2 separate regions of the Mus musculus genome follow, and region 1 is linked to region 2. Evidence: chromatin loops called from intact Hi-C (ENCODE). Cell type or tissue: left cerebral cortex. All regions are shown on one strand. Links, peaks and the distances in the headings refer to the core of each region. The heading gives the core; the rest is flanking DNA.

Region 1 (9,916 bases), core at 1,808-6,807, 69 kb before region 2:
GTTTGCACAGGTGAACTTCCAAGCACTAGAAAGGCAACAAGGCCATTTCTCATGTCCCATGAGTGGTGCCTGATTCCCGTTTTCTTTTTCTTTTTTCCCCTCTTTCTTTCCCCTCTCACTCCCCCCTCCCCCTCTTTCTCTCCCCACTATGTAGCTCTGGCTATCCTAGAACTCAGGAATGTCCGCCTGCCTCTGTTTCCCAAGCACTGGGATTAAAGGCCAGGCCTGGCTCACTCCTATTTTATACACAACTCACCCCTGTGTCACAGATTCACTTTACCAGATGGCACCAAATGCCTTTTTTATTTCTCATATAGAAAAGCCAGAGTGTGAGTTCAGTGAAAGTCCACCTGTGAGCATTACTGGCTTATCTGGGACGGGTTCCTTGCAGTTGACCTGTCAAACACTAGTGATTACTTTATTGCAGGTCAGGCCTGATAGCTGCCCTCACTTACCCTGAAAATAGAGTGGGAGCCAAGCAATCATTTGTCAAAGGTTTCATCGTCATGGTAACTTAGAAACACCTGGACAGTCACCTATAAGTCCACACTGCTCTGAAAAAAGTGTCAAGTTGTAGAACTCAGGGAAAAAAAATGCACACCAAGCCCTGAAGCACAGTGCAGCCACATCTAAGCAGTACATAGCCCAACAATGTCTTGGTAGTTAAGAATACTTATTGCTATGGCAAATGACCTAGGTTCGGTTCCTAGCAATGACATAACAACTCATAGCCATGTATAACCTCAGGACTAGGAGATCTGACAGCCTCTTCTGGCCTCCACAGGCATCAGGCACACATACATGTAGGCAAACACACACACACACACACACACACACACACACACGTTTTTTAAAAATGTTATTTTGCAAGGTTTGTAACTCTCTAGCTCCAAAATTTTAAAATTTTATATGTATGGGTGTTTTTTCTACATGAACATCTGTGCTATGTGTATGCACCCATGGAGGCCAGAAGAGGATGTTGGATTCCCTAGAACTATATTACAAATGGTTGTGAGCTGCCATGTGGGTGCTGGGAATCAGACCTAGGTCCTCCCAAAGAGCAGCCAGCCGTCCTAACCACTTAACCACATTTCTCTAGCCTTCCAAAATAGATCTTTTTTAAAAACTCATACTTGGGGTTGGAGCCATGGCTCAGCAGATGAGAGCATTTGTTATTCCCTGAACTATCCATAAATCCAATTCCAGGGGTTCTGAATCTCTTTGGTGTCCAATGGCACCAGGCATGCTCCTGCAGGCAAAATTTAAAACAAAACAAAATAAAATAAAATCTTACTTAGCTATGAGAAAGAGGATAGCTAAAAAATTCCAGACTGACTTGGGCCACAAAGTGAGATCCTGGCTCAAAAAATAATCATGTGTACATGTCTTCACTGAGACAGGTTCGTTCTTTCTTTCTTTCTTTCTTTTCTTTTCTTTTTTTTTTTTTTTTTTTTTTTTTGGTTTTCCGAGACAGGGTTTCTCTGTGTAGCCTTGGCTGTCCTGGAACTCACTTTGTATACCAGGCTGGCCTCGAACTCAGAGATCCACCTGCCTCTGCCTCCCGAGTGCTGGGATTAAAGGCGTGCACCACCATGCCCGGCCCTTTTTTTTTTTTTTAAAGACAAAACCTCACTCTGAGATGTATATTACTACAGAAATCATATATCTGAATTTTCTAGGGTTTTATTGGTGTTGGTTGCACTTTTTTTTTTCTCCTGGTTTTTACCACAAAGATCGGGCTGGCCTCAAACTTTCAGGAATCTTCTTGCCTCTGGCTCTTGAACGCTAGGATTGCAGGCATTCGCTACCACCTGGCCTTTGTACATTTTATTTAAAGTTTTTATTTTAGATTTATTTTAAGTTGTAAGTGTTTTGTCTGCGTGTGTGTGTGTGTGTGTGTGTGTGTGTGTGTGTCTACTGTATGGAGGCCTGGTGTCTTAGGAGGCCAGAAGAGAATGCCAGACTCTCTGGAATTACATTTATGGGTGGCAAGCCCCACACGAGTGCAGGGAAATCAGCCTTTCCTCTGCAAGAGCATCAAGAGTTCTTTACCACTGCGCCATCTCTCTACACGGCCCCCTTCTTTGTGTTTTAAGACTGCCCCAGAACTTGCCATCTTCTTGCTTCCATATCCTGGGTGCTAGGATTATAGGCATTTATCAGCCTCACACACACACACACACACACATACACACACACCACAAAAGTGGCTGATCAGGTAAAAAGTATCCGCTGCCCAGCCTGACATCCAAGTTTTAGCCCCAGGATCCACATGGTAGGTCTAGATGTCCCCGACCTCCATATTCATACACACAAAATTAATTAATAAGTTGTAAAAAAAACTATTTTTAATGGAAGACTACAGATCTACATCAATTAATACAGCGCATGCCTGGCACACACAACGCCCTGGGTTCAATTCCCAATGCTTTATAAAACCAGACATGGTAGTACACTCTCAGCCCGTGGCAGGCAGAGGCAGGAGGGCCAGAAGTTCAAGGTCATCTTTAGCTACACAGCGAGTTTGAAGCCAAATCTCAATAAATAAATTGAATAATTAAAGGATTAGACCCAGACCAATAATTTTATAGGAAAAGTGAGACAACACATAATAAGAGTACATTCCTTACAACAGAATTTTTATCTATAAAATATAGATTCTACCAAAAGAACTGCCTACAAAAATCTCCACTTCTGGGCTCCAAAACATGTTTTCAATTCTAGTCCTAAAGAGTTAATTTTCTCGATTTCTGTAAAATGGGTGTCCTGCAGCTTTTGTGTTCTCTGGTGTAGTTTTTCAGGAGGAAGTGAGTTTCCTATCACAAACAAATCTAGCTTCCCCTACTCAAAGACAATCATCTTCTCTTTACCACTTCATATCATACGGGCTGTTTCTTTCAACTGAATGGTCTTCCATTAAGAAGTCTTTGTGCGCGGGCAGTGGTGGCACACGCCTTTAATCTCAGCACTCAGGAGGCAGAGGCAGGTGGATTTCTGAGTTCGAGGCCAGCCTGGTCTACAGAGTGAGTTCCAGGACAGCCCGGGCTACACAGAGAAACCCTGTCTCGAGGGGGGAAAAAATAAAAAAGTCTTTGTGGCCACAAATCATAAAGTTAGTGCTGCGGCCGGTTTTCATTTCTTTCTCATGTACTCTTTACTTAGCAGGACACTGGGAGCAAGGAACATAAGTGTAAGATAACTTCCTTGCTGTCTATCCAACGCAATTTTATACCTTTACATTTCCGTCCTGTTCTTTAGATTCTGAGGCAGTCCGGAAGGCAAACTGTCCTCATGGCCATTCACCAATGCCCATCTCTCCAGGCATGTCTTTCCTCACCAGGGCTGTAATAAAGCCCTGACAGAAACACCTCATCTCATCTTTTGTTTCCACAAGTCCATCCGTTTGTTTGTTTGTTTGTTTCCTGAGCTACAAAAGCAGGCCATGGCCAACCAGGCACTCAGGCAGGGCTGGCAGGGTAAATCAAATGCTTCTAGGATGTTCCTTTTTCAAGCTTTTACCTGAACACCAGTTTCTTACATACTTTCTGCCTCAAGTGCAATCTCATTTTTCAATAGCTAGTAAGGCGACGAGTCCTTTGTCTGAAGTGTCCACACCTCACAAATCCTCATCCACAAAGCGCCCATCCTCACTCAGGTAATGGGGTGATCTGCTCCGCAATGGGCGGGGTAGCCTAGGGTTTCACATCTTTATGGGGATGGGTTAGGTTCAAGCAAGATCCTTACAGGATCCAAAATTCTGCGTCCGAATGTAGCAGGTCCCATCTCCGAGGTGGAGAAAACGAACCTCGGAGCGACCTCGTACTCAATGCCGTGCACACACTGGCATTTAGCACAGCCCTCCTCCAGCCAGGGCCCCCGCGTATACTCGCTTCCAACCTCCGGAGCCGGGCGGCGGCAGAGGCCGGGCCAGCGCCCGCTCCCGGCCGCGCCATGCCCTCTTTCACCCTCGCCCGCCGCCGGCTGCCTCTCACCTGGCATGCTGGCATTGCCCGCCCAGAGCTGCACGAGAGACCATGGATCCGGAGGGGTTTCCGAGGCCGTCCGCCTGCCCTGAGGGAGGCTAGTGCGGATGCGCGCGCGCCGGAATCCAAAGCACCGATACCGGGAACACGCCGCCTGGTTTCTAAGGAACAGGGGTCTCTGGTACGGAGGGGCGGGGCGGCAGGAGGACAGCGCATGCTCAGTGATGGGAGGTGGACCCGCGGGAGGCGGGGCCGGGATGAAGAGCTGCGCATGCTCGCGCCTTGGGGGTGGTGCTTGGGAAACCTTCAGGGAGCCTATTGCTGTCAAGTTTTCGGTGGTAGATGTGTTGATGGTAGCTGTGCTTCCAGCTTCGGGCGCTCTCAGATTTGCCAACCGGCCTCAAGAATGTAGATAGATGCTTTAGAGTGTTTCCTGGAATGAAGGTCTCGACAACGACCTATGTAGAAGCACAGGTATCTCCAACTGGTCGGATTTCTTTTTTGTTCGTTTTTTTTTTTTTTTTTTTTTAGTTTGTTTGTTTGTTTTTTGTTTTTTTTTCGAGACAGTGTTTCTCTGTATAGCCCTGGCTGTCCTGGAACTCACTTGTAGACCAGGCTAGCCTCGAACTCAGAAATCCGCCTGCCTCTGCCTCTTCCTCTGCCTCCCAAGTGCTGGGATTAAAGGTGTGCGCCACCATGCCGGGCCTGGTCAGATTTCTTGACAGGAAAGATTGGCTTTCGTGTTTGCTCAGGTGTCTGGTCTCTTTCTCTGGGTGTTCTTTAGTTGTTCTTTAAACGTCGTTTCTCTTTTAGGCTGTAATCTGAAGTTCCCCTGACCTCCTTATGGAGCCTGTGTTCTCCCAGGGAAATACATCTTGTAATGAGGTCAGCCTTAGTTTTACAGTGAAGCCGGTTGACTTCAGTGTGAAATTGGCTCTGTAGAATGTGACTGGGTTGGTTTTTTGTTTATGTATGTGTGTGGGAAGACTCTCTTGGTTACTTCTTAGTTGCAAAAAGGGAGGCTCCCAGTCCTCATCCCACAGCAAGCTGGAGAGATAGACTATGCCTGCTGACCTGAGGGGGTTCTGTGACCCTTTATCAGTTGTAGGACTTGCCACCATTACCACTTTGTCTCTACCCCTGGCAACTTCCAGAGTGAAACAAAATCTTAACTTTGAATCCTCTTCTTCAAATGGGCCTTTGTCTCCTGTCCATTGGAGACAAAGGATCAGAGTTAAAAATAAAAAGTGGATGTGCTGGGCTGGAGAGGTGGCTCAGTGGTTAAGAACACTGACTGCTCTTGCAGAAGACCAGGGTTCAGTTCCCAGCAACCACATGGTGGCTCACAGCCATCTGTAATGGGATCTGATACACTCTTCTGGTGTGTCTGAAGACAACAACAATGTACTTGTATAAATAAAAATATCTTTTTTAAAAATTGGATGTACTTTTTTTTATTTCTTGACCATGGTAATTCTTAGATCAAGGTTTTTCAGTAGGGATACTACTGTCATTTGAAGCATGATAGTTTTTTGTTGGCTAGAGCCTTTTGCTATAGGATGCTTAACAGTATCCTTGGCCTCTACCCAGTAGACGTCATTTGCATACAACTCCAGTTGTGTCTACCAAAAGTTACTTATCTGATTTCCCATTTCTTCCTCATTAACTCTTCCTTAAGAATTGTAGCTGGCTGGGCGGTGGTGGGTGGTGGCGCACACCTTTAATCCCAGCACTTGGGAGGCAGCGGCAGGTGAATTTCTGAGTTCGAGGCCAGCCTTGTCTACAGAGTGAGTTCCAGGACAGCCAGGGCTACACAGAGAAACCCTATCAAAAACAAAAAAAAACAAAACCAAACAAAACAAAAATAAAAGCAAACCTTTTCTAAGAACATATCACCTTCAGTAAACCTACCTCCAGTAACTTAGCCACCACCTGCTTCCTTTTTCTTTTTGTAACATTTTTTATTTTATTTTATTTTATTTTTTTTTTTTTTGAGACAGAGTTTCTCTGTGTAGCCTTGGCTGTCTTGGCACTCACTTTGTAGCCCAGGCTGGCCTCAAACTCAGAAATCTGCCTGCCTCTGCCTCCCAAGTACTGGGATTAAAGGCGTGTGCCACCACTGACCAGCTTTTCTTGTAACATTATTAACCATCATAGTTGTTCTAATCAAAGCTTGTTTATTCACCAATTACCCATATTGTGCCAACATTTTTCTCCTGAGTACTTCTAACCCTCATTTTTCCCTGTGGGCTACGAGTCACACCCTAGTTAGCACCTTTATCTTTGTAGTCTTACCTCATGGTTGACATCAGCATAATTTACTGTATCCATTTTCTGCACAAAGCCCTGGTTTTGAGGATTCAGGAGACCCAGTCATACAAGACTCATGGAAGTACTTGTGGCCCTGTTTGCTTAACACTACTTATTCGTGCTATCATCCCCTAGTTCCAATGAATAGAAACATTGACCTTACCTTTTAAGGCTGGGAAGAAAGCCCAGAAAATCAATAACATTTTCCTTTTTTTGATAGGGATCAAACCAAGGGATTTGTGTGTGTGAGGTGTCTTGGTTTCTTTTACTGTTGGTGTGATAAAATACCCCAACAAAAACAACTTAAGGGAGGAAGTTTATTTGGCTCATGATCCTGAGCTGCAGTTCATTATTATGGGAAAGTTAAGGTAGGAGAGAAGCTTGAAGTAGCTAGTCATATTACATCAAGAACAGGGATAAAGGGGCTGGAGAAGTAGTTCAGCAGTTAAGAGCATTTGCTGTTTTTGCAAAGGACCTGAGTTCAGTTCCCAACACCCATATGAAACCTCATAATTATGCATAACTTGAGTACCAGAGACTTGAAGACCTCCAAGAGAACAGGACATACCGGTGGTGTACAGACATGTGTGCAAGCAAAACATACACATAAAAACAAAAAGAAGACAAAACCAAGAAGGAATGAACGCATGCCGCTGCTCAGCCTGATCACTCAGTCTTAGACAGCCCAGGGTCCTTTGCCTACGGAATGGTCCATACACTGTGACAGGCCCTGACCTTAGTCCAACTGAAGCCATGTTAGAGACACCATTTTAACCTTAGAACCCAGTACACGTACCCCAACACCTGCCAAAATGGAAACAAAGACCTAATAATTCATCTAAGACCTAGTCCACAATTCCAGGATCTGGGAAAGTCCTTAAATATACTAATCTTGTTTGTTTGTTTGTTTGTTTGTTTGTTTTGGCTTACTAATCTTGTTTTTTGTCTTCTGTAGTTTTGCTTTTTACTGATTGTTCTCGCTAATCAAGGTGTTTCAATTAGGATGTGGTTTTTGTACATAAAAGGCAAAAAAAAAAAAAAAAAGTGATCCTGGAGCTGCATGATGCAGGCAAGCTTCCCATGCAGGTGCAGGCCAGCACTACAGACTTTCTATTCAGTTCTCACAGCTTCTGTGTGTTGGGCTGGGAGACAGCTTAGTGGTTAACAGCACTGACTGCTCTTCTAGAGGACCCTGGGTTCTACGCAGAATTCCAATTCCAGGGGATCTGACACTCTTTTCTGATCTTCAAGGGCATCAGGTGCACATGTTACCTAGATATACATGCAGGCACACACCAATACACATAAAATAAGGTTTAAACAAACAGAAGGAAGTCTGTGTGTTTTCTTGGGAAGAACATTCACAACATTCTGGAGGCCTCAGCGAGATGGACGTCCAAATCCAAAAGAGTCATTATCAAGCACCTTTCCTAGACCAGCCCTGTAAATGATGCTGTACAACTGTAGCCATCAATTCAGCAATCCTCCTGTCAGACAGTAACCTCAAAAGAGCCTCTCCACAACTGCCTAGAATGGACTGATATGGTCCAACCCTTCAGACATGACCTAACAGAAGTAGAAGAGATACTGGACACTAATGGGATCAGTTTTGTTTAAGATGGAATCAGGTATCCTGGGGCCACAGTTGTCACCCTGGATAGTATAGTGTGGGTACAGCCCCGTAGCTGAGGGGGAAAAAAAGAGCTGAGCTTCTGGCATTAACCCAGGCACTTTGCTGGAAGAAAGGTAAATCTAGCACTGTATATACAGATATTTGGTATGGATTTGCCACAGCTCATGTCCATGACATGCTTTAAAGGGGATGGGGTGGGTCCTCACCTTTGCCAGAAATCTTGTCCCCATTAGAGGCCATACAGCTGCCAAAAGAGATACCCATTGTCCATTGCGAAGGGCATCAAAAGGGAACAGAGCAGCAGACTTAGTCACTCATAAGGCAACCCTAGAACCAATGGGGCATCTTCAGATCTTGATCACCCTGCCCAAACCAAATTGTTCCAATGCCTAAACTATACACAAAAAGAACCCAATGGACAAAAAAGGAAAATGCTGAGAAGGTTAAAAATAGATGGCTGTTCTTGCTGGACAAACTCCCTACTATTCTGGAAAGACAAATAGTCACCAAACTCCACCAGGCCATCCACATAGGGGCATCCAAACCTGCTGAGTAACTGAGGCCCAGGTATTACAGCCTTCAACTAGACAATCTTGTCAAAAACATTGTGTCCAGATGATCCACTTGTACACATGTGAAACCCAAAGGAGAAAGAAAAAAAAAAGTCCTAGAAGGAGCCCATACCCAAGAAAGCACCCCCGGAGAACATTGAGAGGTAAACTTTACAGAGATAACCCTCACCATTCTACTGGGCAGTGGTGGTGCATGCATTTAATCCCAGCACTCAGGAAGGAGAGGCCGACCTATCTCTGTGAGTTCAAAGGAAGCCTGGTCTACAGAGGTTGTTCTAGGGCAGTCAAGACTACACAGAGAAACTCTATCTTGGAAAAAAAAATTCTTGTGAATAAAGAATTTGTTAGTTTTCACAGATACCTTCTCTGGGTGGGTGGAAGCCTATTCCAAATGGAGACAGCCTCAGTAGTCACTACTCAGTAGACCTCTGGGAGTTAACGCCTTGATTTAGAGTTGTGCTCTCCTCGAAGTCCAACAACAGCCTGGCCTTCACAGCCAAAGTTTCCCCAAATTTGACTAAGGTCCTAAATGGTGACTGAAAACTATATTGCATCTATAGGTTACAGAGCTCAGGATAGGAACAAAGGGTAAGTAGGACCTTTAAATAATATGTCTTTGAAACTGGCAAAAATTTGGCCAACCTCCTACCATTTCCTTTTTTTGGGCCAAATGGACCCAATATCAAGAAGATTTCACCTCACTTATACTTTTATCTTGGAGGCTTTGCTATCTCCTTCCTAAGCTGTTTGTGAAGCAGAAATTACTAACCCCCCCCCTAAGTCCTTACAGACCCTGCAACAAGCCCAGTGGTATCCTCATCAGAGAATTTGAGCCTGCACATAAGTTCCAGACCGGTGACTTTGTGTGGGTAAAGAGGATCTGGATACTAATCCTGGAGCCAACATGGGAAGGCCCTACGGTTCTTACCACTTCTAAAGCAGAGAAAGTTACCAGTGGATACACCATACCCAGCTGAAGGAGTAGTGACAGCTGAGGACAGTGACAGGTTGTCATGAGGTCCTCCAACCACCTATGGATGACAGGGCCTAAAGACTGGACTGTGGTTGTTCTGTCTTGTCTGACTATGGAAAAGGCCCACAACCTTAATAAGCTAAGACCCTGAGTATGAGACTTAAGAAGACTGGAGTGTATAGCTTAATTGTTCCACTGAAACCTAACCTACCTTCTAGGTGGACTTCTGTGAAAAGAAAAAAACATTATGTCTAGAGGCTACTGGGGTTGTGGATCTACTATTGAAAAAAATTTAACTCTGATTGGTCCAGTACTGTATCTCCTCTGCTGGTGCCGAGTTGGATGAGTATCTCTGTACTTTGTGTGTGTGTGTGTGAGTGTGTGTGTGTTGCAAAACAAATTCCTCCAGAGTCACAATTGACCCCTTAATAGTCCTAGAGAGAAA
Region 2 (9,916 bases), core at 3,141-8,140:
TTCAATGGGAACATGAGTCAGTCAAGCCCAGCAAACGACATGGCCTGCTTTTCTAGCCTCAGTGAACACTCTCCCTGTCTGTCCTATCCCCTGACACTGTGATCTTGTAAGGATGTTCCTCACACCAACCCAGAGAAGACAGGCAATAGCAGCCATAATGGGAGAAGTCAGCAGCAGCTCAGACACGTGTCTGGAATCAGGCAAGGACATCTGACAGGTGAGGCGATTGCACATCTTAAGCCCTGCAGCCAGGGCAGGCTACCAAACATCTCAGGGACTCACCCACAAAACAAGTCTATCTATCGTCATTTGCGCCAGTCATTTTCTAGAGATGCTCAAATAAGACAACACAGGAAGGCTACAAAACCAATAGCTATAGCTGCAGTTAATGCTTGTGCCATCAACAAGACCTGAGTCAGAAATATACTTCCGCCGGGCGTGGTGGCGCAGCCTGGCGTGGTGGTGCTCGCCTTTAATCCCAGCACTCGGGAGGCAGAGGCAGGCGGATTTCTGAGTTCAAGGCTAGCCTGGTCTACAGAGTGAATTTCAGGACAGCCAGGGCTATACAGAGAAACCCAGTCTCAAAAAACCAAAAAAAAAAAAAAAACAAAAAACAAAAAACAAAAAAAAAAAGAAATATACTTCCAACATCAATGGAGAGGCACTGTCTCCCTGTTGGCCTCCTCAAAAGCCAAACCTGAAATGGAGTTCTGTACACAGCCAGGGCTACACAAAGAAACCCTGTCCTGAAAAAAAAAAACAAAAAACAAACAAAAAAAAAAAGAAAAGAAAAAGAAAAAGAAAAACCTGACCTATACTATGTGGCTCATACCAATAACTAGTTTTATCTCAACCACAAAAAGCCTTTCAGGGATTCCAGAAAGTAGCCTTGGGGAGTTATATACCCACCCCTATCTTACTGCTTTAGTTGTCTGTCAACTGAAGCAAGCCACTACAGACACAGACACACACACACACACACACATATCACACATGATTTTATAAATTTAAGCCTTCCAGATCAACTCAACAAGTGTATTCAACATATGTAAAAACACCAAGAATAGGTCCCGGGAATGTGGCTGGTTGGTAGAGTACCTGCCTCCTGTCTAAGCAGCTCAGGGTATGATTCCCAGCACCGTCTACATCAGGTAGAGTAGCATATGTCTGTTATCCTAGCACTGGGGAAGTAAAGGCTGGAGGATCATGAGTTCTAGGTCATCGTTCGTCATAACAAATTAGAAGCCAGCCTGGAATACATGGAACTTTGTTATTTAAAAAGGAAAGCAAAGGCTGGGAAAAACACTCTTCATTTTGTTGAGACAGGATCTCATTATGTAGCCCTGGCTGGTCTGGGATTTGCCATGGAGGTCAGCCTGTCTCCCTCAGCCTCCATTGTTGGAGATTAAAGGTGTGCATCACAGTGTAAGCAACACAACACTCTTACACGCTCTAACACAGCTTACACTCTAACACAGCTTACACACTCTAACACAGCTTACACTCTAACACAGCTTACAGGCTCTAACAAGGCTTACAGTCTAACACAGCTTACACACTCTAACATAGCTTAGAGTCTAACACAGCTTACACGCTCTAACACAGCTTACACGCTCTAACACAGCTTACACGCTCTAACACAGCTTACACACTCTAACACAGCTTTCTTCAGTAAGAGCCACTGACATCTAAAAGGGCAGCTGAAGGAATCCAGATCTCTACGTTTAAATATTCCCCTTCTGAAAACCTGCTCTTGTCTCTCACTGGCTCAGCCCTTATCTGTGAAAAAAGGCCACAAAGAAAAGATCCATTTTCCTCCCTACAAGCTTAAGAAGTACACCCATCAGTCTCCCTGGCAATATCTGAGTCCAACACCACATCTTAGTCAACACTGTAACTATTTTTGAGGTGTTTGGAGTTTTTTTGGGTTTTTTTGTTTTTTGGTTTTTGGTTTTTTAAGACAGGGTTTCTCTGTATAGCCCTGGCTGTCCTGGAGCTCACTTTGTAGACTAGGCTGGCCTCAAACTCAGAAATCAGCCTGCTTCTGCTGGGATTAAAGGCATGCGCCACCACGCCCGGCAAGGTGGGTTTTTTTTTTTTTTTGGTTTTTCGAGACAGGGTTTCTCTGTATTGTCCTGGCTGTCCTGGAACTCACTTTGTAGACCAGGCTGGACTCAAACTCAGAAATCCGCCTGCCTCTGCCTCCCGAGTGCTGGGATTAAAGGCGTGCGCCACCACGCCCAGCCTAAGGTGTTTGTTTTAAGAGGTCATTCTCATTGATACTGACTTAAACATTTAAATATGTTTTATCTGATGGTAGAGAGAAATATTAATCTTAAGTCTTCCAGCAAATGTAAGTTTTCTATCTGCAAATGAAGCAGATGGGAATGAAAGTTAAAGATGCGACAGATTCCCTTGATTAAAATTCTAAAGTCACTGAATGTTAAGGCTAAAGGCAGTTTAGATCCCAGAATGACTGTGATGAGACTCAAGCCCCAAGATGTACTCAAGTCCGAGGCCCCTCCAAGGCCAGGATGTCACAAAGTCACTAAGAAAACATTCAAGGCTCCGATCCCAACAGTTCTGCCCAGACTCAGCCTTTTTGTTTTTTTATTTTGTTTTGAGACAGGGTCTAATGAAATAATCCTGGCTGTCCTGGAACTCACTTTGTAGACCAGGCTGGCCTCTACAGAGATCTGCCTGCTTTCTCCCCACCCCACCCTACTTGTGCTGGGATTACAGCCTTGCAACACCATGCTCAGTTCAGGCTCAGCGTCTAAACCTGGCATTTTGCACACAACATAAGTGAGACAGTTGTTAGGAGACAAAAGTTATCTAAAAGCTTAAAAACACACACTCAGGTCCACATGAATGCCACTGGTAGGATTTGCAATCCTCCCATAATAGACCTAAGAAAACCTATCCCTTAGCTGGGTGATGGTAGTGCTGATCGCACACACCTTTAATCCCAGCATTCAGGAGGCAGAAGTAGAGGCAGGTAGATCTCTCTGAGTTCAAGACCAGCCTGGTCTATGGAGCAAGCTCCGGAACAGTCAGGGCTACACAGAGAAACCCCACGAAAGAAAGAAAGAAAGAAAGAAAGAAAGAGAGAGAGAGAGAGAGAGAGAGAGAGAGAGAGGAAGGAAGGAAGGAAGGAAGGAAGGGAGAGAGAGAGAGAGAGAGAGAGAGAAAGAGAAAGAGAGGAAAAAAAAAAGAAGGGAAAAAAAGAAAGCTTGTCCCAAAATAGTTACAGTCACATTCTGGAGTAGCTTGGGACATCTGCTTTGTGACAATTACTAGATGGATTAAGGAGACTGGAGGAATAAGGAAGAGAAGGACAAATGTCCCCTCTGATACCTTGTGTCTGCTTAGGTCACCCTAAAATAGGGAGTCTCCCTAATGCTGACTTTAATAAGACCTTCCTAAAGCTGGTCCAACTGGTGTTCAAGTCCTTGGACTGAAAAACAAGTTTATGAGCAGCAAGGTCACCTGACTTTGACTGTGTGAACACTGTTTATCCAGATGACAGTGGCTGCCACAGCTTTGAAGAGAGCTGCGCAGACTCTGCTGTCCCTTTGAAGCTTCCTGATGCCTCTCCTTGTCTCAGTGCCATAAAAAGGAACCTCAACCTCGAAAACAAGGGAAGTCACAAACACCACATGCTAGCAGGGGAAACCCCACTTGCCCTTTGAATTGTTAATGTAACCTTGTTACTTACAACCCCGATCTATGACTATCTAATTACAATACAAAAAAAAGTGCCCTCCGCTCCACCTATAATGTGCCCACTGCTCTCAAAGCCCACTCACTGTTCAGACCAGATCGTGTCTCTAGTCAGAGGAGTGGTAGCCCGGATCCAAGTAGGTCAGCAGGCTAATATCAGTCCCTGATACTAGTTCAGGAGCTTCAAACACTGACAACGGGGAACATCAGTCCTATGTTGAGGAGGGAAAGGGATAGTTAAGTAGGCTTACCCATCTCTTCCTTTGCTGACAATCTTTACTTCAAAATAGTAAATACCACAGGCTGCTGGGATGGGGTGGGTGGCACGTACAGAGGCTGCATCTTTGTGATTTTTGCCATGACCTGATGTAAGAAGCCAAGGAAGGAATGTCAACACCAGAAAAACGCAAATGAAGGCCTCCTTTTTCTCTACGCCATGGTAAATTCAACCCTCCCTGGCCAGAAGAAGTTCTTGTACTCTCTGAGGAATAATAAGACAACTGAGTAAACACTTAAGCCTCCCGCCTTTAGATCATCTCCACCCCAGACCAACAGTCCTGACAGAGATATTGTCCTCCACAACAAACAAAACAAGGTAGATACAGGCAACAGAAGTGTGTGAGAGACACTGAATACTGTTGTCCGTCTCTCCAGAATCCAAACAGCCCAGCCTGGAGCCCAGGGGAAGGAAGTGGCAAAAATGGAAGTCACCAACAACAACTTTAGCACACAGCGCCTAGCCCAGTCCCGGGATGACTGGCAGCCAGGCAGCCCATGCACTTACTGTGGCAATGTTACCACCTCTTTTTGCAAAAAAAAGACTGAAACTAAGCCGTGGTAAAGGGCCTAGCATAAATTGGAGCCAGCTCAGGAAAGAAGGGTGGCCCTGAAGTGGAAGGTCCTGTCTAGTTTTGGACATTTAATGCAGTTGTCTCTGAGTCTAATATTTAGGAACAGAGCAAAGGAAGCAGGGTAAACCCCGGCCTGACCAACCCCTCTACTCTGGACGTTCCGCTGGGCTAAGGCCCAACTCTCAGAAAACCCGGGCAAAGAAAGGGAAAATGGGCACAGCCTCCCTGCAGACGCAGTAAACTTGTCTCCCAGCGGCCAGACCCGCTGATACCTTTGTAATGGACACGGAGGTTTCCCTGGGAGAGGCCGATGTAGTTGTACTTGTCCTTGGGGCTCCAGGAGCGCGGCAGCGGCGTCTCGTGCTGATTAACCGCAGGGTACAAGCGCTGCAGGCGCCGACTCAGTTCCTGCTCTCCAGGTGACGGTAGCCCGCCCCCGGAGTCCCCACCGGAGGAGTCCCCAGCCTGCGGGTTCCCAGCTCCCGGGTCTGCCGTCGCCGCCGCCATCTTGGAGGGAGCTGCTATTGTGTCACTGGGGGCGGGGAGGAGTGCAACCAGATTTGCCTTGCTCAGCCAATGGGCCGTGAGCATCCCAGGGTCGTAGGGAAACTGAGTCCGAGTCCCGGCAACCTTTCTCTGGACACTACTATACTTCGCCAGATTTAGACTACATATCCCACAATGCATAGCGCTGTAGAAGCCGGCCAACGAGGGTTCCTGGAGAACTTCGGAAGATGTAGTACATCACTGCTCACTCACAAGCCAGTACAACGAAGACTCCGAACCACTGAGAACTACCATTCCCGACTGGCCAAGTGGCCAGACCTCGAAGCTCGCCTTCCTCGTCCACGGTCTCACTTTATTCTTCTGCCTCAGTTCTGTAGCTAATATCAAATTTGCTGTATTGACTGGTTCTCAGAATACCCCATCCCCAGCTCCAGGTCTACTTTTACTGCTTGGCCTTTCTCCAGAGTGCTCACGGGGGCGGGGGCTGGAGGCGTGGCTCAACTGTGAGCCCGCCCTCAACGCAGAGGCTGCTGGGGTCTGGTCCCTATGGCAACGGACTGTACACTACCGCAACGGCTCAATCCTGCATCTGCTCCAAAGTCATGGCCAACCTACAGGAGCGTAAAAGTTTCTCCAAGCCAAGGTAGCACCTGGCCGGGCTGAGGGCGGGGAAGACTTGAATATTTCCAAAAAGAAAAATGACACTGATTCCGATCGCTGCACTGTCTGTTCTTTGGGTAGGACTTCAGCGCCGCAGAATCAGCGATACAGTTGTAATAGAATTGGGGCTGACTCGTCAGTCCAGTAAGAACGTTACAAGCTGCCAAAAGTGCAGGTGTACTTTATCGTAGATAGATGATCTTAGCTAGACACTAAAAAACGAAGTGCCTTATTATAATTATATGTGAAATTCTCACAACTCCTGTTTATAAGAAGCATTCAGTTTCCCACCTGCTCATTCCCAGTAGTGGAAGAAGGGCGAGAGAGGTGATTTCATTCTCAACTCTAATCTTTCAAGGTCTGCTGCCTTGGTAGAAAAAGGCTACAAAAGGACAGCCTGTTGAACAGTGAGAGTTGCAGGACAGTCAGGGCTATATGGAGAGACCCATCTTAAAATAAATGAATTAAAATAATAATAATAAGCCTACAGAGGTTCCAAGGACAGAAAATACCAATGTTATGATTGTCCCTGAAGGAAAAAAAAAGTCTCCGAGAAACAGGCAGCAGCAGGTTGAAAGAGACAACTGTTTCCCATCAAAGGCATAATCCAGGAAAATTACTGTCTATGAAAAAATATGTAATAGGGCTGGGGCTGTAGCTAGAACATGCCAGGACCTGGTTTGATCCCCAGCAACACACAGAATATGAAACAGACTCAGAATCTTCATTCATTAGGAAGGGAGCACAATGTAGTTTTTATAAGCTGAGTTTGATGGTTATGTGACATATTAATTCACAGTTCATGTAGTGACACACTGTTTCCCTTATAGAGATGCAGTGTGGGTTTTCTCCCTCAGACGTTAGAGAGGGTCAACAAGATGGACAGATCAGAGCTTAGCACAGTAGAATGTAAGCAGAACCTGATAAAAGAGACCTTAGAGTTTTATATTTCCTTGGAGAATGTTTCTCCTCCTATGTATGGGCTTTTCTCCCTTTGTTCTCATATCCCTGCTTGCTACTTTAATGGGTTGTCTGTGAAGGTCATTCAATACTAGGAAATTCTCCTGAGCACACATTGCCTGCAGCCATTTATAACACCGAGTTTTCACCACCATTGAGATATAAATGTAAATATTTTGCATTCCTCCTTGAGGTTTGGTGTTAAATCACTTTTTAAAAAATAGGAGTCTAGGTTGTGTGGTGATGGCGCACGCCTTTGAACCCAGCACTTGGGAGGCAGAGGCAGGCAGATTTCTGAGTTCGAGGCCAGCCTGGTCTACAGAGTTACAGAGTGAGTTCCAAGACAGCCAGGACTATACAGAGAAACCCTCTCTTGAAAAACCAAAAAAAAAAAAAAAAAAAAAAAAGGAGTCAAGGGGGCTGGAGAGATGGCTCAGTGGTTAAGAGCACTGACTGCTCTTCCAGAGGTCCTGAGTTCAATTCCCAGCAACCCCATGGTGGTTCACAACCATCTGTCATGAGATCTGATGCCCTCTTCTGGTGTGTCTGAAGACAGCTACAGTGTACTCATAAAATAAATGTTTAAATAAATAAATAAATAAATAAAAATGGGAGCCTAGATGGGCAGTAGTGGCACATGGCACTTGGAAGGCAGGGGCACGAGAATCTCTGAATTCAAGGCCGGCTTGGTCTCATAGAGAAACATGTCTTGAACACACACACATACACACACACACACACACACACACACACGCCTGAGAGATAAGTCAGCAGGTTAAGGATTGCCTGGTTCCCTTAATCTGATCCCCAGATCCCACATGGTAGAAGGACAAAAGTCATACCAACAAGTTGTCCTTTAATCTCCCCTGGACCCTATGGCTCACACATTAATACTCACAGAAAGAAAAGAAGGAAGAAAGAGAGGAAAAAGAAAACTTGGGGCTTGAGGAGGCTGCAGAGATGACTCAGCAGGTAAGCTCTTTCAGAAGACCTGAGTTTGACTCCCAGTGTCCACATCAGGTGGTTCACAACCACCTGTAATTCCAGCTACAGGGAGATCTGACATCTCTTGTGTCTGTGGACACCTGCACTCATGTACACACACAGATAACAAAAAATTAAGCCAGGCAGTGGTGGCGCATGCCTTTGATCCCAGCACTAGGGAGGCAGAGGCAGGTGGATTTCTGAGTTCAAGGCCAGCCTGGTCTACAGACAGAGTGAGTTCCAGTCAGGGATACAAAGAGAAACCCTGTCTCGAAAAACAATAAATAAATAAATAAATAAATAAATAAAATATTAGAGTCTAGAGAGATGGCTCAGTGATTAAGAGCACTGCCTGGCTGCTCTTCTAGAAAATCTGAGTGAGATTCCCAACACCCACAACTCTCTCAACTTCGGTTCCAAGAGATGCAATGTTCTCTTCTGCCCTCCTGGGGAAATACTCATACAAATAAAATAATAAAAATAAAATTTTAAATGAGAAAAGTAGTTAGGGGCTAGGGAGATGGCTCAGCGGTTAAGAACGCTGACTGTTCTTCCAAAGGTCTTAAGTTCAATTCCTAGCAACCACATGGTAATGGGCATCTGATGCCCTCTTCTGGTGTGTCAAAAGACAGTGACTGTGTGCTCACATACATAAAATAAATAAATCGTTAAAAGAAAAGTAGTTAGAAATTAAAAATAAACCAATAAGTACCTGTTTTAGGGTTTTACTGCTGTGAACAGACACCATGACCAAGGCAAGTTTTTTTTCTTGCTTCAAGTTTATTTGTAAAAACAGCATAGGACACTGATTATCTGCAAATAGTGTGTAGGTAGGTGTGTCACAGCAATCCATCTATCTTCACATTGGCAGGAGCCTTTTCTAAGGCAACTCTTATAAAGTACAACATATATTTGGGGCTGGCCTACAGGTTCAAAGGTTCAATCCATTATCAAGGTGGGAGCATGGCAGCATCATGGAAGGTATGGTACAGGCCGAGCTGAGAGTTCTACTTCTTCATCTGAAGGCTGATAGCGGAAGACTGACTTCCAGGCATTGAGGCATAGCTGTTTCTGCTGGTAATTCCAGTGCTCAGAAAGCAAAGGGAGGGAGATGGATACCAGGTTAACCCGGTCTCTGATTTTCAAGGTAGACTAGGATACTTAGTGAGAACCATGTCAAAATCAAGTTAAATAAATGAATGATTTTTTTTTGAAACAGTAATAGTGACTGATCTTGAGAAAAGAGTATTAAGAACCCAATGAGCAGGTTAAGTACTACATCTTGTTGCTCTCCAATATGTGACTTTTAAAAACAACAACAACAACAACAACAATCAGTATTGGAGACCCAACCTGAATCGCATGCCTATTAGGCAAGTCCTCTGCCATTGAGGTATATGCCCAGCTCCTCTAGTTTGTTTGATTTGAGAGAGGAGTTCACTGTGTACCCATTTGGCTTGGAACTCACTATGTGCAGCATGCTGGCCACAAAGAAAAATATACCTGTCTCTGACTCCCAAGTGCTGGGATTTAAGGTTTGCACCTAGCCCAACTCCCTTTCTGCCTTCTATCAACAGAAGATGTTAGCAAGGTACCCAGGGTGGCCTGAAACTTGCAATCCTCCTACCTCAGCCTCCTACGCAGCCAGGATTACAGGACTACTAGTCCATGACAGTCACAAACACATACACGTCAGGTGACACCTGTCCTTCTCTATAAGTTGCTTGTCCACGTTTGTGCGATGTTAAGTGGCACTAGAAGACTAGGGTTTGGGGTCTCACTGCCCCATTTGAGGGGCCTGAGGAATTCTGCAGAACAGAGTGTCCCAACTGGGTTCACATGTTTGAGTAATACTAGTCTTACTTTTTATTTGTTTTTTATTTTCTTTAGGTTTTTGGAAACAAGGTTTCTCCTTGTAGCTCTGGTTGTCCTGGAATTCTCTCTGTAGACCAAGCTGGCCTAGAACTCAGAGATCTACCTGCCTCTGCATCCAGAGTGCTGGGATTAAAGGCGTGTGCCACTAGCACCTGGCTCTAGTCTCACTTTTTTTTCTTTGAAAGATTTATTTAAGCTGGGCATGGTGGCTCACGCCTTTAATCCCAGCACTCGGGAGGCAGAGGCAGGTGAATTTCTCAGTTCGAGGCCAGCCTGGTCTACAAAGTGAGTTCCAGGACAGCCAAGGCTACACAGAGAAACCCCTGTCTCGAAAAACCAAAAAAAAAAAAAAAAAG

What was found. A loop is a pair of places that touch in the nucleus more often than their neighbours do. Peaks named below come from ENCODE experiments on the same cell type or tissue, not always from the same donor. Only the 100,000 strongest peaks of a DNase experiment are listed, where the experiment ranks them.
Region 1: it touches region 2 in a loop (3-fold over the local background); 5 of 42 quality-filtered maps call a loop at or near these places.

What each region holds. Positions count from the first base shown.
Region 1 is chr8:105,754,462-105,764,377 of GRCm38, forward strand. It overlaps Gfod2 (glucose-fructose oxidoreductase domain containing 2), which reads right to left and starts at 4,146. Exons shown (of 3, transcript NM_027469.5): 1 at 3,993-4,146. In left cerebral cortex, for the core only: no CTCF peak of the experiment used is centred there; DNase peaks (open chromatin) are centred at 3,752 and 4,221; H3K4me3 peaks cover 1,931 bases; H3K27ac peaks cover 821 bases.
Region 2 is chr8:105,822,104-105,832,019 of GRCm38, forward strand. It overlaps Ranbp10 (RAN binding protein 10), which reads right to left and starts at 5,105. Exons shown (of 14, transcript NM_145824.5): 1 at 4,847-5,105; 2 at 3,975-4,086. The coding sequence starts at 5,081. Tsnaxip1 (translin-associated factor X (Tsnax) interacting protein 1) reads left to right here and starts at 5,641. Exons shown (of 16, transcript NM_024445.4): 1 at 5,641-5,724. The coding sequence starts at 5,684. In left cerebral cortex, for the core only: a CTCF peak has its summit at 5,473; DNase peaks (open chromatin) are centred at 5,233 and 5,580; H3K4me3 peaks cover 2,245 bases; H3K27ac peaks cover 875 bases.